Regions from separate parts of the Homo sapiens genome. Here all the other regions are linked to region 3. A link is a contact called in ENCODE Hi-C or POLR2A ChIA-PET data. All regions are on one chromosome and are shown on one strand. The core of a region is the stretch at or near the end of the contact, and the rest is flanking DNA. Distances in the headings are between cores, read along the strand shown.

What was found. Hi-C counts contacts between places; a loop is a spot of excess contacts on that map. ChIA-PET counts read pairs that join two places held with the same protein, here RNA polymerase II (POLR2A). Pooled maps may share reads with other maps.
Region 1: a map of CD4-positive, alpha-beta T cell shows a loop between it and region 3 (17-fold over the local background). The contact joins the promoter of CLCN6 here to the promoter of CAMTA1 in region 3. A Hi-C loop is called at or near these places in 2 of 168 maps with a recorded cell type or tissue (CD4-positive, alpha-beta T cell and CD8-positive, alpha-beta T cell) and 8 of 50 pooled maps. POLR2A ChIA-PET finds 5 or more read pairs at or near these places in 1 of 52 experiments (activated T-cell).
Region 2: a loop to region 3 is called in a pooled map, with 16 times the contacts of the local background. The contact joins the enhancer-like site here to the promoter of CAMTA1 in region 3. A Hi-C loop is called at or near these places in 6 of 50 pooled maps.
Region 4: a pooled map shows a loop between it and region 3 (7-fold over the local background). The contact joins the enhancer-like site here to the promoter of CAMTA1 in region 3. A Hi-C loop is called at or near these places in 5 of 50 pooled maps. POLR2A ChIA-PET finds 5 or more read pairs at or near these places in 2 of 52 experiments (GM10248 and Panc1).

What each region holds. Positions count from the first base shown.
Region 1 is chr1:11,803,691-11,807,713 of GRCh38, forward strand. CLCN6 (chloride voltage-gated channel 6) reads left to right here and starts at 2,501. Exons shown (of 23, transcript NM_001286.5): 1 at 2,501-2,659; 2 at 3,441-3,500. The coding sequence starts at 2,573. MTHFR (methylenetetrahydrofolate reductase) reads right to left here and starts at 2,274. Exons shown (of 12, transcript NM_005957.5): 1 at 2,198-2,274. RefSeq lists enhancers at 1-849, 2,146-3,131, 2,329-2,438, 2,449-2,528, 2,979-3,048 and 1 more and silencers at 1,959-2,008, 2,029-2,078, 2,749-2,798.
Region 2 is chr1:13,729,467-13,733,365 of GRCh38, forward strand. It overlaps PRDM2 (PR/SET domain 2), which reads left to right. Exons shown (of 10, transcript NM_001393986.1): 3 at 1,534-1,651; 4 at 3,313-3,416. Among named protein-coding and RNA genes, the nearest start is that of PRDM2, 31 kb to the left of the region's middle. RefSeq lists enhancers at 1,305-1,614, 1,675-1,734, 1,955-2,044. Within about 2 kb of position 1,590, at least 17 of the 41 ENCODE cell types and tissues checked have a DNase peak (open chromatin) inside an H3K27ac peak, as active enhancers do.
Region 3 is chr1:6,783,228-6,787,071 of GRCh38, forward strand. It overlaps CAMTA1 (calmodulin binding transcription activator 1), which reads left to right and starts at 2,227. Exons shown (of 23, transcript NM_015215.4): 1 at 2,227-2,348. The coding sequence starts at 2,304. CAMTA1-DT (CAMTA1 divergent transcript) reads right to left here and starts at 1,753. Exons shown (of 3, transcript NR_149049.1): 1 at 1,431-1,753; 2 at 922-996; 3 at 665-818. RefSeq lists enhancers at 593-1,269, 1,270-1,944 and silencers at 1,070-1,129, 1,210-1,269, 1,400-1,809, 2,150-2,309, 2,520-2,789 and 1 more.
Region 4 is chr1:12,159,617-12,163,867 of GRCh38, forward strand. No RefSeq gene overlaps it. Among named protein-coding and RNA genes, the nearest start is that of MIR7846, 5.2 kb to the right of the region's middle. RefSeq lists enhancers at 1,208-1,717, 1,718-2,227, 2,228-2,737, 2,246-2,385, 2,896-3,025 and 2 more. Within about 2 kb of position 2,380, at least 27 of the 41 ENCODE cell types and tissues checked have a DNase peak (open chromatin) inside an H3K27ac peak, as active enhancers do; they include Panc1, where a contact is called at or near this core.

The DNA.
Region 1 (4,023 bases), core at 1,251-3,750, 5.0 Mb after region 3:
CGGATGGAAGGAGGGGGACTCAGGGGCAGAGACTGCAGGGGTTGGTGGAGATGAGGCCAACAGGCGTTCAGGGATACCAGATCACCCTCCAGAGAAGGAACAGCTCACTCTGGCTGGCTCTGCCTGGAACATCTGTTACTTGAAACAGTTCGTGCACAGGATGGAAGGGGTGAGGGCTTGACTATGCAGCCAGATTTCTCCTGAATTCATGCTACTCCAAAAAGACCGTGTTGTGGGTTAGAACTTGATGCTGGCCATGTTCCAAAAATAGCCAGACCCAAGTTCAGTAAGGGCACGAATTTCTCAGAACAAAAGCTGCCCCATCTGTGCTTGCCTTGCAGGCTGCTCTTCTTACACATCACAGAATTCAATTCAAATCATCACAGTGACCCAGCTACTGGGAAGGCTGAGGCAGAAGGATTGCCTGAGCCCAGGAGTTCAAGGCCAGCCTGGGCAACATAGCGAGACTCCATCTCTTAAAAAAACAAAAAACACACCTGTAATCCCAGCACTTTGGGAGGCCGAGGTGGGTGGATCACCTGAGGCCAGGAGTTTGAGACCAGCCTGGCCAACATGGTGAAATCCCGACTCTACTAAAAATATAAAAATTAGCCAGGTTTGGTGGCGGGCGCCTGTAATCCCAGCTACTCTGGAGGCTGAGGCAGGAGAATCGCTTGAACCCGGAAGGCAGAGGTTGCAGTGAACCAAGATTGTGCCATAGCACTCCAGCCTGGGCGACAAAAGCAAAACTCCATCTCAAAAAAAAAAACAAAAACAAAAAACAGAAACAAGTAATCAGAGCCACCAGGGCACAGACAGGCCAACAGAGGGCATAGGGTCATCTGGCAGTCTGGTTAAGAAAATAAGACAAACACTTAAAAACAAACAAAACACTTGCACAGCAATGGGCAAACACACAGTAGTGAATGGGTGTGTGGTGACATGGCACAACAGAGGAAAGCCCAGGTGAGGTTCATTTCTTTCAGACTGTCCACCACTAACCCTGTGTACCTAACCATTTGGGGTCTTAGACTCTTTTGACAATCTGATTAAATGCACTGCTCCCTTCCCCTGAAATACACACACAGGTGCACAGACTACACGGGGATACATCCAAAGACAAGGAGTTGATTCCAGACTAAGAACCCTGGGCCAAAGCTTTCTCCCTCTAGGGCTGCTCTCTTTCATTCTGACCTCAAACTCCAGATTCTCAGTGGGGATGGCTGTGGGGAGTGAGGAACGGGGGCGGGGGGGAGGAGTAACAGCAAGAGCAGCCAGTTGGCTTTCCTCCAGCGTTTAAGGGCGCACCTCGTTAATTGCTTGCTGGAACAGAACCTAGAGTAGGAGGAAGCTGAACCACCTGTAAACCCTCTGATTTTCAAAGACTTATTGCATTCCTAGTATATGCCACGCATGTGCCATATTTGTAAGCCAACTCCCACGATTTATCCGTTATCAGCTGGACTCCCATAGCACCCTGGGTTGTAACTGTGGGTGAAAAGGCCTGTCTCCTTTCTCTTTCCCCAGTTCCCTGAGACAGGACCGGTGTCCTGCCTGGGGTATCCCCAGAGTTTGGCACACGGTGATAGCCAACATTCACTGAGCGCCAAAGGGCCAGGTGCTGCCACTCTCTCAAAATAAGCCTCTGCCACTTACTGAACAACTAGTCTGCGCCAAGCACTGGGATACTAAGCCTACGACTCCCAGAAAGGTCCCGGCGGACCCCCGTGCGCAGCGGGACGCAGTGGGCGCCAGGGACCGCAGTGCCCCGGGCCCAGCGCTCTTCTCCAGGTGATCGCCGGGGAGGCAGGTTTAAAAGGCAGGAGCCGGAAGCCGTCTCGGCGCCCAGGTGGCCGAGAATCCAGTCACCAGGTCACTGAGTCACCGATGGGGGCGAGGACACGGGCCTGGGCCGGTCAGAGGGGCGGGATCGTCACCCCTGGCTCAGGGGCCCCTCCGTCCAGGCAGGGAGCCAAAGTCAGTCTTCGCTTGAGGGTTGGCGGTCGCTGGAAGTGGTAGCCATTGGGAGTTACACTAATCCCGCGAAGGGTGCGCAAGGGAGGCGGCAGCCCCCCCCAAGAAGAGAGGCAGGCCGGCCTCCAGCGCTCCCCGCCCACAAGCACGTCCTTGCCCCCGGGAGGTTGTTTGCCGGCTCCAGGATCTCCCTCCCGGCGACCCCGGCCTCGCCGTCACTCACCCTCCAGTCCCGGGTGACTCAGAACGCTCGGCCGCCGGCCGCACCACTGTGGCCGCTGCAGGGGCGGGGAACGCAGTGAAGGGGCGCGGCGCAGGTGTCAGGTTGCTGGAGAGGCGGGCCTACAGGGCGGAAACCACCGGCGCGGGTGACCGGAAGCCCCGCCCCCAACATGGCCGTGCCCACAGGTCTCGTTGGAGGCCGTGCCTTTATCGTCATGTGACGCGAGTCCTCGCCCCACCCGTCTGCAGCCACTCCTGGTCTCAGTCCCAGAGCTCGAGAGGGCCACGTGACCGTCCCGGGGCCAGTCACGTGAGGCGCAGATCCTGGCTGGGAGGGGGTTGGTAGAGGGGTCCAGAGTGGCAGTAAAGGAGGAAGATGGCGGGGTGCAGGGGGTCTCTGTGCTGCTGCTGCAGGTGGTGCTGCTGCTGCGGTGAGCGTGAGACCCGCACCCCCGAGGAGCTGGTAAGAAGCCGGCGGAGTCGGCCTGGGGAGGGGGCGGTTGCTAAGGGACTGAGAGAGGCGTTGCCGGGGGTGGGGCCGGGCCAATCTGGGCCCGCAGGTGGCAGCGGGTGGGGCCTGGGGACCGCAGCCAGGGCTCTCGAAGCGTCTACCCTGCTTCACGTGCCTAAGTCTGGGGTCTTTTCTCATAACCCCTCCTGGAATCTGAGGGAGAATCCAGGCCAGCTCCAGTAAATCCCACCCATGTTTCCTTTTATTTCCATCTGAAAAGAGTTTGGAATGAAACAAGCGTTTTCAGAATGAGCTTCCTCACAGGACTTTGTGCTTATCATGCTGCTGTTTTAGCTTCTCCAGTCCTTTCTCACTCTATCCCTCACCCTTTCTGGGTCACTGACAGTCCAGCTTCCCCCTGCAAAGCATCCTGGGAAAACTTGAGTTGTGTTCCCAGAGTTGACAAGTCCTTTCTGATTTCAGATACGTCACACTGTCAAATGGAACCTGCATTTTTACCCCCCTTTTCAGCTGGCGTTGGACATCTTTGAGGTGTCCTGAAGAGGAGGGTGGTTATTTGGAGACTATCAGTGGAAATGAAGAGCTCAGCTGATGGCTGTAGATCCTCACCCACATGGTCCCTCACCCCTGAAAGGTTTTTTTTGAGGGCTGGTTCCTATTTGATAATGGCTCCAGATGATTTAGAAGCTAGCCACTGATTTCAGTAAATACTTCTGCCTCCTTCCACTCCTAACCACTAAAAAAGGCTCCCTCTGCGGATCTGTTTTTCTAGACCATCCTTGGAGAAACACAGGAGGAGGAGGATGAGATTCTTCCAAGGAAAGACTATGAGGTGAGCTCCTTTGATACTGCTTGGGCAACTAAAGTAGTGAGTGGCCTGGTCACTTCAGGCCGAAGCATTATGATTCCAACCAGAGATGCTCTTTGACCTTCTGTCCCAGGGAGTGAGTGGGTAAGAGAACTTCCTTCTAGGAAAGAGACTGTTTAGCAAGCCCTTTTCTCACCTTAACCCCAAAACAAGGTCTGGTGTTTTTACACGTTTATAAATCTGTGGCACCTTAACCTGGATAGAGTATGTATTTGCCATTAAACTGTTTGCTTTTACAGCTTACAGAGAGACTTAGAGTGAAAGGCACTGGCAGGCAGTATGTGCCCCTAACAGGTGTGTGCTTATAAACTGTTAAGGAGGCCTTGCTTCTCTTCTAGGAGAGCTTGCTTTTCAGATATTTTCTTGCTCAAGCAGCTTCTCTCTGACATGTTCTTGATTAAGTTCCACCTTTCATGTATGGGATTCTTAGAGTATGTGTTTTTAGTAAAGCCAACACTGCTGGGGTGAAACAACATGCGTGACTTTT
Region 2 (3,899 bases), core at 340-2,839, 6.9 Mb after region 3:
AGCTTAGGATGCCAATGCCAACTACCAGTGTAATACCTTTTCCCTCTTTGGAAATAAATTGTTCACATTTCCAAAAATCCAGCTTATAGATTAAGAATTTAAAAATGGGGACACTATATTTAGAAGTGAAAAATGTCTATGGTTAATTTATTCACACTTTAGCTAATTAAAAATACCATAAGACCATTTTCTGGGGCTAATTGGCTATCTTATGTTTTGGAAAATGTTTCAGGGATATTGTTGGGACAAAGGTGTAAATCAAGCAGGAACAAAGCATTTGTGTGTCTGAAATGGAGGCTCAGTTGGCTCGGCTCTGCACGAGAGACAAACCTGTCTCTAGATGCCCTCTCTTGGGCTCTCGAGCTTGAAGCAGGCCAGAGAGTAGATGACCATGTTTATAATGACTGTGAGATTTATTTCTCTTGAAGTAGACTGTTGATAATTAATAAGCCAAAAATTGAAATGCTGAGAGTATGCCAGTTTGGATGATATTCTTTTCTTGGTACATATATTCTTGAAGACGACAAGAGCTTCCTGGTTGTGGGAAAAATTAATCTTTTTTGTTTGGGGTTTACTTTTGCCTGTGTTGGTTCATTTAAAAGTCCTGGAGAAGTGTTTCCCTGTGCAGTGAAATGAAACACACTCAGACTACAAAGCCTATCATTCTTAGCAGTGCCGTGATGTGCACATCAGCTCCGTAGGATATATGGTGTACTGGTTACTAGACCCTTGGTGTTCCTTTGATTTGAAAGTTAATGAGAAAATAACAGTCATATTCTCCCAGTTGGCTCAAATCTCTCCCTTCCTTACATACATATCTAATAGTAATCTTTTCTTAAGATTATGATGAATTCCAGCCTAAACTTTGATAAATAATTTAAAAAAATTCTCTGTTTCTTAGCAACTCTGTGATATCCTGGTGACTTTGCTGTTTAGTGACTTGGTAAACAGTGGTAAATTACTGTTTCCTGGAAAGGTGGCACTTGCAGTAAGGGACCACAATAAGTTGTCGTGTTTTGGGGTGGAATATTCAAGCCCCATCCAGTTAGGGGTTGTTGCTGGAGGGCAACATGGATGGGGCAGGGTTGGAGGGCCCCAGTAGCCTTTGTGGTGTGTGCTGAAAGCATTCATTGAAGTGGGCAGTGTTGGTTTTTATTTTTTAAATGTGCTAAGGTACTGATGGTAGCCTTTGATTTAGAAGTAAGCTTATGCTATATTTTGCTGCCAGATTCTATTTGTGTTTAAAGCAGTATGGTGGCAGAGATTATCATATTTTGGAAATGGCCACAGGTGGCTGGAACAAAATAGAGTAACACAGACATGCTTGAAGGTTGCAGTGGTTTCCTTTGGACAGTTACAAACAAGCATCAAAGCAGCTCCTCAAATGCTTGACATCATCGTTTTGGTCTGTCTTGCCAGCTTCAGGTTTCGGTTACATTTTTGCATACTTGCTTATTGAACCAGAAAAAAAAAAAAACCCATGATTTGAGTTTTCTTTCTTTTGCTGTGATCCTTCCATTTCTTGACTTGCAGAACACTACTGAGCCTGTGGCGGCCACCGAGACCCTGGCTGAGGTACCCGAACATGTGCTGCGAGGACTTCCGGAGGAAGTGAGGCTTTTCCCTTCTGCTGTTGACAAGACCCGGATTGGTGAGTGCTCCTCCTGTCACGGAGCAAGTCAGGCAGTAAAGAGCAGGTGGCAGTGAGGCTTCCTGCAGGGGCATGTCAGGTAGGGAGCGCACCATAAAAGCAGCAATTTACCCTTGACTTAGAAGATTATATGGTGTTGATGCATTTTCTAGTCAAGAATCCAGGTTGGACATGGGTTGTAAAAATAAAACCAGGAACACACAAACAGACACACACACAAACACACACACACACACGTAGGTCCCATCCCTCTTGCCTGAGTGTCCTCCTCCTCTGAGTCTCCCTGCTGAGCCTCACCCCACAGAACGTGTTGTTCCCTTCTCTCTGATTTCACCATGAGGAGCATGATTGTACCATTATATTCACTTCATTGTTTTGTAATATTTTTACACTTGGCTCTGTTATTGCTTGTGAGTGCCTTTATTTCTTATGTATCTTTGTGCCTCCAGTACCAGATACTTTGTGGACCCTCAGTAGATACTTGAATGAATGACATGCTGTGAGTGTATCTAAATTCTTCTGGCTGGGATTTCTCCTTGAACACAAACCAGGCGCGTGTGTGTTTGGTTTTTATGTGGCCTAATCTTTAGACAGAAGCTAAGGAAGTAAATTGTAAAACTTTAGTCAAAATACAGTCTTGGAATATATCATATTTATATCCCTGTTTCTTTTTTTTAGATGTACTTCCGATATCCCAATTTATATGTACATATGTATGAAAAAATTTTAATACATGCTTTTAAAAATTCTCATTGGAAACTTATTCATTGAGCAGTTTGAACATATTGTTCAAATGAAAGTGGTTGATTTTATAGCTCAACTGATTGTTGACTTACATAGCGGACTTACAGAGAAGTGGAATTTGTACATCCTAGCAGGATAGGACTGGCCCAGCCTTTACCCCCCATTCTGTATATGAGGAAACTGAAGCCAAAAGGTGAGGGAACCGATCTAAAGTGATGCTGTTGACTGCTGGGCCAGACTCCTGCCATTTTACTGTCTGCTTGCTCATTATATCGCTTTCCGTTATGGTCAGTGCATAGTAAATAGAAACAACCCTAAGAATACTGTGGATGAACAGCTATTTTGGCTGTTAGAAACTCTGAAAAGTGAGCCGTTCCAGTAGCTAAGTTTTCAGGAAGCTTAGTTAGGCAGGAAAGGGTTTTCTACTTTAAAGCAAATGAACTTCAAAACTATTTATTCATAAAACTATATTTCTAACCCTTTATAAGAACAAGTCATGTTCATTAGAGACAATTTGAACTTTATAAACAAGCAGACAGAGGAGTTCAAAAATCAGTTGTAGTTTCACTCCATTCCAATATTTTTTCTCTTCAGTTGTTGTGACTGTGTTATTCAAGTATTTGTGATCCTACTGTACGGGTAGTGTTACATGTAAAACATTTTAAAAGTATATAAAACATTTTTTTCTAATCGTAAAACAATATAGGTTCTTTATAGAACAGAAGAGTATAAAGAAGAAAAATAAAAATCCCCATTGAGGACTTGACTTAATTTAACTTGATCTCAGGCTATTTTAACATTAGCTTGATTTAGGCAGTCTAGCCTTTTAACTGTTTTGTGAAACTTAAGCGATTTTAATGGTTTCAATCTTTAAAATAACCATGATACATTATAAAAATACTGATTTTATTTTCTAGGTGTCTGGGCCACTAAACCAATTTTAAAAGGCAAAAAATTTGGGCCATTTGTTGGTGATAAGAAAAAAAGATCTCAGGTTAAGAATAATGTATACATGTGGGAGGTAAGAAGTAATTCTGATTCTTTGTTTTTCAGAGTTTTATGAAATAATTATTCTGTTCTCTCAGAATTTGACATTTTGAATTTAAAACAATCATTTTAATGTGTTCTTTAAAGTCAAGAATATTTTTATTAAAGAGAAAATGTGTTTCCCTGGATACAGACTGCTATTTATATATGCTTTTGTATTTTGAAACTGCTTGGCTGTCCTCAACAATAAATGTCAAATCCATGTTTTACATTGCCGTGTCCAGGGTGTTTTGCTTTGCAACTAAGACCGTGACTTCCTGTTTGATGGTTTGTCACTTCACAGGCCGCCACATAAACCCCATAAAAGACACTCTATGGTGGCTGCAAAGAAAGCACTGTTAGGTTCTTCTCTATATTTTAGAAAGTAATTTCTATGTTGCTAGGATATTCAGTTGGATATATTTAGCATATGGCACATATATAGAGCTTGTAATTTTTCAGGAGTTTTTCATCTATT
Region 3 (3,844 bases), core at 977-3,476:
ATGCTGGCCAGGCTGGTCTCGAACTCCTGGCTTCAAGTGATCTGCCCACCTTGGCCTCCCAAAGTGCTAGGATTGACAGGCGTGAACCACTGCACCCGGCCTGTATCGGTCTTTTTTAAAATGCAGTTTTTTTAGCCTATCATCTCACCTCATAAATGAACACCATAATTTTGGGTATTGCCCCCTCTATCTAGCAATGGGTGATTTTCTGTTTCTGATGTCTACAACTACCATAATGTTCCACTGTGTAGATGTAACACAATTTACTAAATACCCAATATTAGCACATGTAGGATGCTCCCAATTTTTTGTTGTAGTTAAGTACAGTGATCCTGTGAAGAATACCTTCACACATACAGCTTTTCTGGCATTTAGTGTTATTTCCTTAGAACAGATTCCCAGAAGTAAGATCACTGGGTCAAAAGATGCAGACATTTTTATGGCTTTTAATACATACTGTAAAATTGCTTTTCGAAAGGAATATACTAATTTACAATGCCACCAGCACTTCTTTTAAGAATCCGTTTCTCCACACAAATCGTCAACATAGGTGCTATTAAGAATGCTAATCGATAAAATATTGTCCCGCCGTTGTTAAAATTTTGCAATTTTTGAGGCTCATAAAATTAAAGTTTCTTGAAGAATGAGTGTGTAACACAAAACATTCTTTTGGGACATCTTTATTTCTGGAAAACCTAAGACATTCTTACTTGTGAAGACCAGAAAAAGAACACATGTTGTTAGGATTGGCACAGAATTCAGTGTGACAGTCAATCTTAATGCCAGAACACTTGAACGAGGATTTTTCACTTATTTTGCTAGTTGTCACCAACAGTAGCAAAAGGAAAAATAAAATGCGGAAGAATGAAATGTTCTTACTGCAAACCGTACAAGATCACATTGAGGGGCTGGAGCTCTTACATTCAACTTTTCTTTCCTTTTTCTTCTTTTTAAACAATTTGCGATTGCAGCCTCTCCTTTTGTTTCCGGTATTACCTGCCCAGGAGCAGAATTCCTTACTTTCTCCGGAGAGAGGCCGGTCCCTGGGAGCGCTGCCCAGCCACCCGCACGCCTAGCCGCCCCGAGAGCCGCACTCGGCGGACCCGGTTCCTAGGCTCGTTCCCGGGGCACCTGGCGGGCGCCCACCTCCCGGGGGGCACGTGCTCCCGTACGCAGCGCGAGGGCAGCGGGTGCCTGGCTATTTATTAGGAAAAGCCCCGCGCGGACTCTCCGGATTGAGGAGGGTGGGAAACTCGGCTGCCCAGCGCTCCACCCGGGCGGCCGGGGCTGGCGCTTCTCTGCTTTCGGCCGGCGGCCTCATCCTGGGACAGGCAACCATGAGTCATCCGCTCCGCGGGTCACATGGGCAACGTGACCAAAATAAAGTTTCGGTATTTTAAGCCGCCAGAAAAGGGGACAACGGAGCTCACCGGGGGCGGGCACAGGAGGCGGGCGCAGGCGGGCGGCGCCGGGGCCGTGGGGACGCGGCGCCGAGGGGGCGGGGCCTGGCGGGAGGCTCGCCCCTCCCCCACGGCCGGCAGCGACGCCCGGACTCCTAGGCAGTCGGACTCCAGGGCGCGGCACCCCTGCGGACCTCAGCCCCGAGGCCCCCCGCGTCCGGCTCCCCACCGGCAGCGGCGGCGGGCTGCGGGATCCCGGAGATCCCGGCGCGTCCCCCACAGCCACCGGGACCCCACGCGCCAGCAGCGGCTTCCCCGGGAACGTCCTTCAGCCCCGGGAGCACGCGGGAAAAGCCCCAGCGTGCCAATGAGGGAGCGCCTTCCTCATGACGGTCACGCTCGGGGGCGGGGCTTCCCTTCGCCGCTCCCGAGTTCCGGGAACCCCCTTTGATTGGTCTGGACGGCCTGGGAAACACTGTAGTGACGCCCAATCAAAACGCCACGTCTCGGCCTCGAGGAAATATTCCGTGTCGGGCCCGTCCTGATTGGACAGTTCTTTCGGGTTCTGGCCACTAGGAAGCTTTGTTTAGGTCCGGAAGGCGGGCTTTCCTGGGAGTGGGTGGGGAGGGGGCGTTGATTCTTGACCAATCCTTTCAGTCCGTTGGGTGGTGACCAGCCAATGGGCCGGATGGATAGGACGCTCCTCCCGGAGAGTAGTGAGACCCCTGGTGCGGGGCGATTGGCGGCGGGAGCGATGAGTGGCAGCCGCACGGCCCAACGGGAGCTGTGCGTGGGCCGCGGGGCGGGGCCAGGGCGGGTGCGCGGCGGCGGCGGGGTGGCTGGGCCGGCGGCGGCGGCGGTACGAGGCGCGCGCTCGGGGTCCCGGTCGCGAGGAGGAGGAGGATGTGGCGCGCGGAGGGGAAATGGCTGCCGAAAACAAGCCGGAAGGTAAGAGCCGGAGCGCGAGGGGCTGGGGGGCGGCGCGGCGGGCGGCGGGACCCGGCCCCGCCGGACATCCCGGGCATCGGCGGCGCCGGGCGGGAGCGCGGGGGCGCGGCGGGCGGGCGGGCGGGCGACCCGGCCGGGGAGGGGGCCGGCGGGGTGGGGGGGCGGAGCGCGGCCGAGTCCTGAGGTGACTCGCGGGGCCGGCGGAGCGCGGCGCCCCACACCCCACCCCCGGGGGCGGGCTGGGGCCGGAGGGGGCGGGGGGCTCGCGGGGCGGGGACCGGGCCCAGCGAGGAGGAGGAGCCGGCGGAGGGCCGGCGCCTCCCCCACCCGGACCGGGCATCCCCGCCGCTCCCGAGCCCGCTGCGCGGCCCCCGCACCCCCGGCGCTGGGTCCACGGTGGGGGCCGCGGGGCGGAAAGTTTATCCGCCTCGGGTCCTCCTGGCCCCGCGCCCCACTGCTCCGGGCCGGTCCCCGTCGGGCGGCAGCGGCCGGCGCTCAGCCCTCGCCGGCCCCCTGCTCTCCGGCGGGCAGGGCCAGATGTACTCTCTCCGGCACCCTCTTCAGCCCCGTGGACACCTCCCTGAGCGGGCGGGGGGTCCCCGAGCTTCTCCCCGCCAGGGGGACCCCGTCCTGCCGAGCGTCCCTCGGCCGAAGGGCCTCGTGTGACCCCTCCCCCTTCGCTTCCCGGGAAGGGAAGGGGGCCTGCGCAGCATCCCCGCCCCTCGCAGTCGTTCACATCCTACTCTTGCCCTTGCACCCTCACAGCCAGGAGGGTGGGGTCTCCGTTTCTATGGCAAGTGAGGATCTCCACACTCCCTTGCCCTTTACCTTCCGTGACCCCGATCCTTCCTTGGCACAGGGGTCCGTCTGATCTGCTCATCTTCTTTGGATTCTTTTGGGGCCTCTGCACACTCTCCGTTGACCCTTTTTGCCAGGACAAGGGGACTCAGGCTGCCCATGTTCTTCTTTCCTCACCCAGTGGATAGTGGGGGCTTGTGCAGCTCTGAAGTCATTTCTAAATAGGAAAGCAGACACTTCTTCCAGATCATGCATACTCTTACACTTTGCTGGGTTAGGGCGAGCTCATTTCCTAAATACCCTTTGAGTTGCCCTCCTTTTCTTATGGAGACAACTGGACGTTCACCGTGCTCCTTTCGCCATTTGTGTGTCTACACTGACTTGTTCTCTCTTCTCGGAGTTCCTTGTCTGGGTGAGAGTGGGCGCCCCAATAAGATGTAGGGCAGGGCTTCCATTGTGCCTAGTGCTTGAGTGAAAAGGGGCCACACTAGTTGCTCCTGTGTCTGAGGAAGACCGGGGTATATTTTTGCCTCCACTTGACTCTTGTGTCTCAGGAGGGGGCAACCTTCATCAGTTGACACTACCTCACTGGGAAAAGGGTCATGTGGCCTTGTTTTTTGATGTTTTGATTACTGTCTTCTGTGCAGTGAGAACCAGACTTTGTCCGTCCCACACTCAAGAGTCCTTGAACCTTTCCT
Region 4 (4,251 bases), core at 1,130-3,629, 5.4 Mb after region 3:
CCAGGAGGCAGAGGTTGCAGTGAGCTGAGATCACACCACTGCACTCCAGCCTGGGCAACAGAGCGGGACTCCATCTCAAAAAAAAAAAAAAATTTATGTATATATATACACACACATTTTATATATATATATTTGATATCTGTGCAGCTTCTTAGCTGCTGGGGACCCAGCAGAGAGCAAAACAAAACAGACAAGTTCCCTGCCTTCATGGGAGAAACAGATGATAAACAGATCCAAAGAGAAATTATAACAACTGCTATTAAGAAAAGTAAAGTAGCTATTTTGGTTGGGGGCGGGGGGGCGGGGGCGGGGTGCCAGGGATGCCTCTCTGAGGATGTGGCATTTGAGCAGAGACTGATAAGGGGAAGTGAGTCATGCAGGTATCTGGAGGAAAGGTGATCCAGGCAGAGGGAACTGCCAGTGCGAAGGCCTCAAGGTGGGAGAATGCTTTGTGTGTTCCAGCAAGGGCGGCCGGGCCAGCGGGCTCAGGGAGGAGTGAGGGCAACCCTGGCTGTTACCACTGGTCAGTTCTGGGTAGTGGAATATGGATTTTTTATATGATGCTTTAATTTTTTTAATTTCTAAAAAAAAAAATCTAAACAAAGATAATGTAGGGTTAAAAAGGTTACTGCTGGGAGGCTGGGTGTAGTGGGGCCTGTAATCCCAGCACTTTTGGAGGCCTAGGTGGGTGGATCACTTGAGCTCAGAAGTTTGAGACTGGCCTGGGCAACATAGTGAAACCCTTCTCTACTATTAAAAATAATAAGATAAAGTGTAACTAGAAGAAAACTTAAAAAAAAAAAAAAAGGCTGGGCATGGTGGCTCATGCCTGTAATTCCAGCACTTTGGGAGGCTACTGAAGTGGGTGGATCACTTTTGAGCTCAGGAGTTTGAGACCAGCCTGGCCAACATGGCGAAACCCCGTCTCTGCTAAAGAAAATGCAAAAAATTAGCCAGGCATGGTGGTGGGCACCTGTAATCCCAGCTACTTGGGAGGCTGAGGCAGGAGAATCGCTTGAAGCTGGGGGAGGCGGAGGTTGCAGTGAGCCAAGATCAAGCCATTTCACTCCAGCCTGGGCGACAGATCGAAACTCTGTCTCAACAACAACAACAAAAAAGGCTGGGCATGGTGGCTAACACCTATAATCCTAGTACTTTGGAAGGCAGAAGTGGGAGGATCATTTGAGCCTAGGAATTCGAAAACAGCCTGGGTAACATGGCGAAAACCCGTCTCTACAAAAAATACATTAGCCAGGCATGGTGGCATGCACCTGTGGTCCCACCTACTCAGGAGGCTGAGGTGGGAAGATCACTTGAGACCAGGAGGTTGAGGCTGCAGCGAGCTGTGATTGCGCCACTGCACTCCAACCTGGGTGGCAGAGTGAGACCCTGTCTCAAAAAAAAAAAATGTTACTGCTGTGTGTAAAATACAGCAGTGTGCTTTGCAGTAGGATGAAAAGGAGAATTTCCTGTCAGGAAAAGGCTCTGCATAAAGGGCAAACTGTGCACCCCTCTACCTGGGCAATCATTCCCACAGGTCAGGCAAGACCTGCCTTGTGCCGATAAAGGCAGGGGTTTGGAGTCAAGCCTAGCCCTGCTGTGCCCCACCGCACACATCTGGTGCACCCACCCCACACATCTGCACCCCACTCCACACAACTTCAGGACAAGAGGGGCACTTGGTCTAATCCAGAGATGGCAAAGGCCAGGTGTTTGTGCTGAGGCCAACCCCTTCCCGCCCAGGGCACACCGGGCTGCTCCATCCTGCATCCTTTCCTGCAGAGCCCAGGCTCAGAGTCCTTCTCAACACAGAGCCCTAGGCAGCCATCACCAAGTGGAGCTGCATATGGGGGGAAACCAGCCTGCTTCCCCTGAAATCCAACTCCTCATGTCACACATGAGGATGCTGAAGCCCAGAGAGGGGTAGGCACTAGCCCAAGGTCACACAGGAAGGGGGCTAGAATGGGGATTCCTGAGACTTAGCTAGTCCCACTTGCTGGGTTTAGAAACCAAGGGTCTTCTCCAGAAGGTCTGGGACTGATTCTGGCGTTGAGTCCTGGGAAGAGGCCACTCAGAACAGGGAGGTTTTAGTGAAGCAAGGGGAGAAGGAGGCCTGGAGGCTCTCTTGGCTTCCTTCCCCAAATTGCCTGTGGTCCTCTTTGAGTACTGGGAGAGAGGGGGTGCTGCACCCCCAGGCCCTCCTCTTCTTTGGAAGGAGATGGGGACAAGAGCTGGTGTTTCTCGGTGCCCCCAGCCCACAGCATGGTATGGCCAGCTCAGCCCAAGATGTGGCCCCAGGGAAGGGAGGAGGACCGGTAGGAGGGCCAGATGAAGCAGGCAGTTGTAGAGCTGTGGCTAACACCAAATGCTGCTTCCTGTTCGTGATTTTAGGACATGAGTCATCAAGGGGCTGGCCCGGCACATTCAGGGCGCTGAGATAAGCAGGACTGAGGGACAAGAAAAGGTTACTTGCCCTGGCTGTGGGCCAGCCTTAAGCAGGGAAGGAGTAGGGTTCCCGCTGTCCAAGCAACCCTGTAAGATAGATTCCCACTGGGACCCTGAGGCCAGGTCAGAAGGAGTTGGCTTTGTGGCTGGCTCTGAAAGCTCACTCCAAAAAGAATATTGCATGGAGACCTCCCCATGGTGGAAAGAGCCCCTCCCAGCACAACCACAGCTCAGCCTTCCAAACTGCCCTCAGCCACACACAGCACCTGCTGCACCTCAACCCTCTGTACGGTTTCTCAGCAGGTGCCCCTCAGTCACTGAGGAGTCCATTAAAAAGCCAGATATTAGGCCCTCAACAGACATGGGCGTGGGGCCCAGGACTCTGCATGTTTCACAAGCCTTCCAGATGATTCTTATGCTGGTTGAAGCTGGAAAGCCACTCCTCCAAAAGATCCACTAGAATGCCCGGTACACAGTAGGTGTTCAATAACTGTCAGTGGACAGACCGGCTGTCCTCGCACACGTGGCCTGCCCGTGGCCCTGCCTTCTTCCACCCTCGCTTGCAGGAGTGCAGTCATCCACCTACTGGGGTGGGAGATGTCAGGGGACCTCTGAGGGCTGTAGACTGAGCTGGGAAGTGAGGAGAGGCTCCAGGGAGTGTCTGGCCAAGAGCTCAGATTCTGCACATGCAGCCCCTGAGTTGAGGACCTGAGGGCCACAGTTCCATCTCTGCTTGAAGACTGTGTTGTCAACAAGGAGCAAATGGGGACTTTTCTGCGCTGTGGGGCTGGGAGTCTACCAGATGCATGGCTTGGGAGTCTGGGTTGGGTATACAGGGCCTAGGAGTGATTGGGCTGGACTGGGTTCCTGAGCCTTGACCCGGACATCCATGTACCCATTCATTCATTCATTCATTCATTCTCTCAAGTCTTCATCCCTTCATCGCCTCCTGCGTACCCTTCATCCTGTATTTGGTCCTTATTCACTTCAACTTTATCAAGCCCCCCGTTAGGTATCTCCTGGGCCAGAACATACAGGAGATGCACAAGAAGGGACTCAATCAAGGGAAATAGAGGGAACCAAGAGCAAGTCCCCCTACCCTCGGGTATCACACAGTTCAGCAGTGTGAGAGCTCCATGCTGAGAAGAGCCCCTTGGCTATGGAGAGGCCACCAAACCAGGTTTGAACCCGCTGTACCCCGTATTAGCTGGATAAGCATACCATAAAGCTTGCCCCCCACCTGGTGCAAGATAAAGTGTGTAAGTCATCTTTCCATAACCGCTAGTATCACAATTACTAAGAGAGGCGAGGGCCGTGTAAGCAACTAATACCGGAGTAAGTGTTATGCTAATAGTCTGTAGACGTACCATGTTATCCTGCCCAGCTTGCTGGGGTGTGGTCAAGGGTGGTTTCACAGGAGAGCACGAGTGGAGCTGTGACTGGAAGGACAAGTAGGTGATCACCAAACAAACAAAGAGGAAAACACACCTCAGGCAGAGGAACCTGCATGGACAAAAGCATGGAGGTGGGAACTCAGGGTTGCTCCGAATGCCCAGGGAGTTGGCCTGTAGAGCTGGGGTTCGTGGTGGGGCTCTGCCTGGTGGGCCAGCTGGGCCAGGACATGAAGGCCTCCAGTGTCTTGTGGAGGAGGCTGAAATCAGTTCTAAAGGCCATGGAGAGCCATGGGCTAGGTTGCTTCTCAACCTTGGCGTTCTGGACGTTTTGGGCTGGATAATTCTCTGTGGATGAGGCTGTCCTGAGCGTTGTGGGATGTTTGGCAGAATCCTGGCCTCTACCTGTGAGATG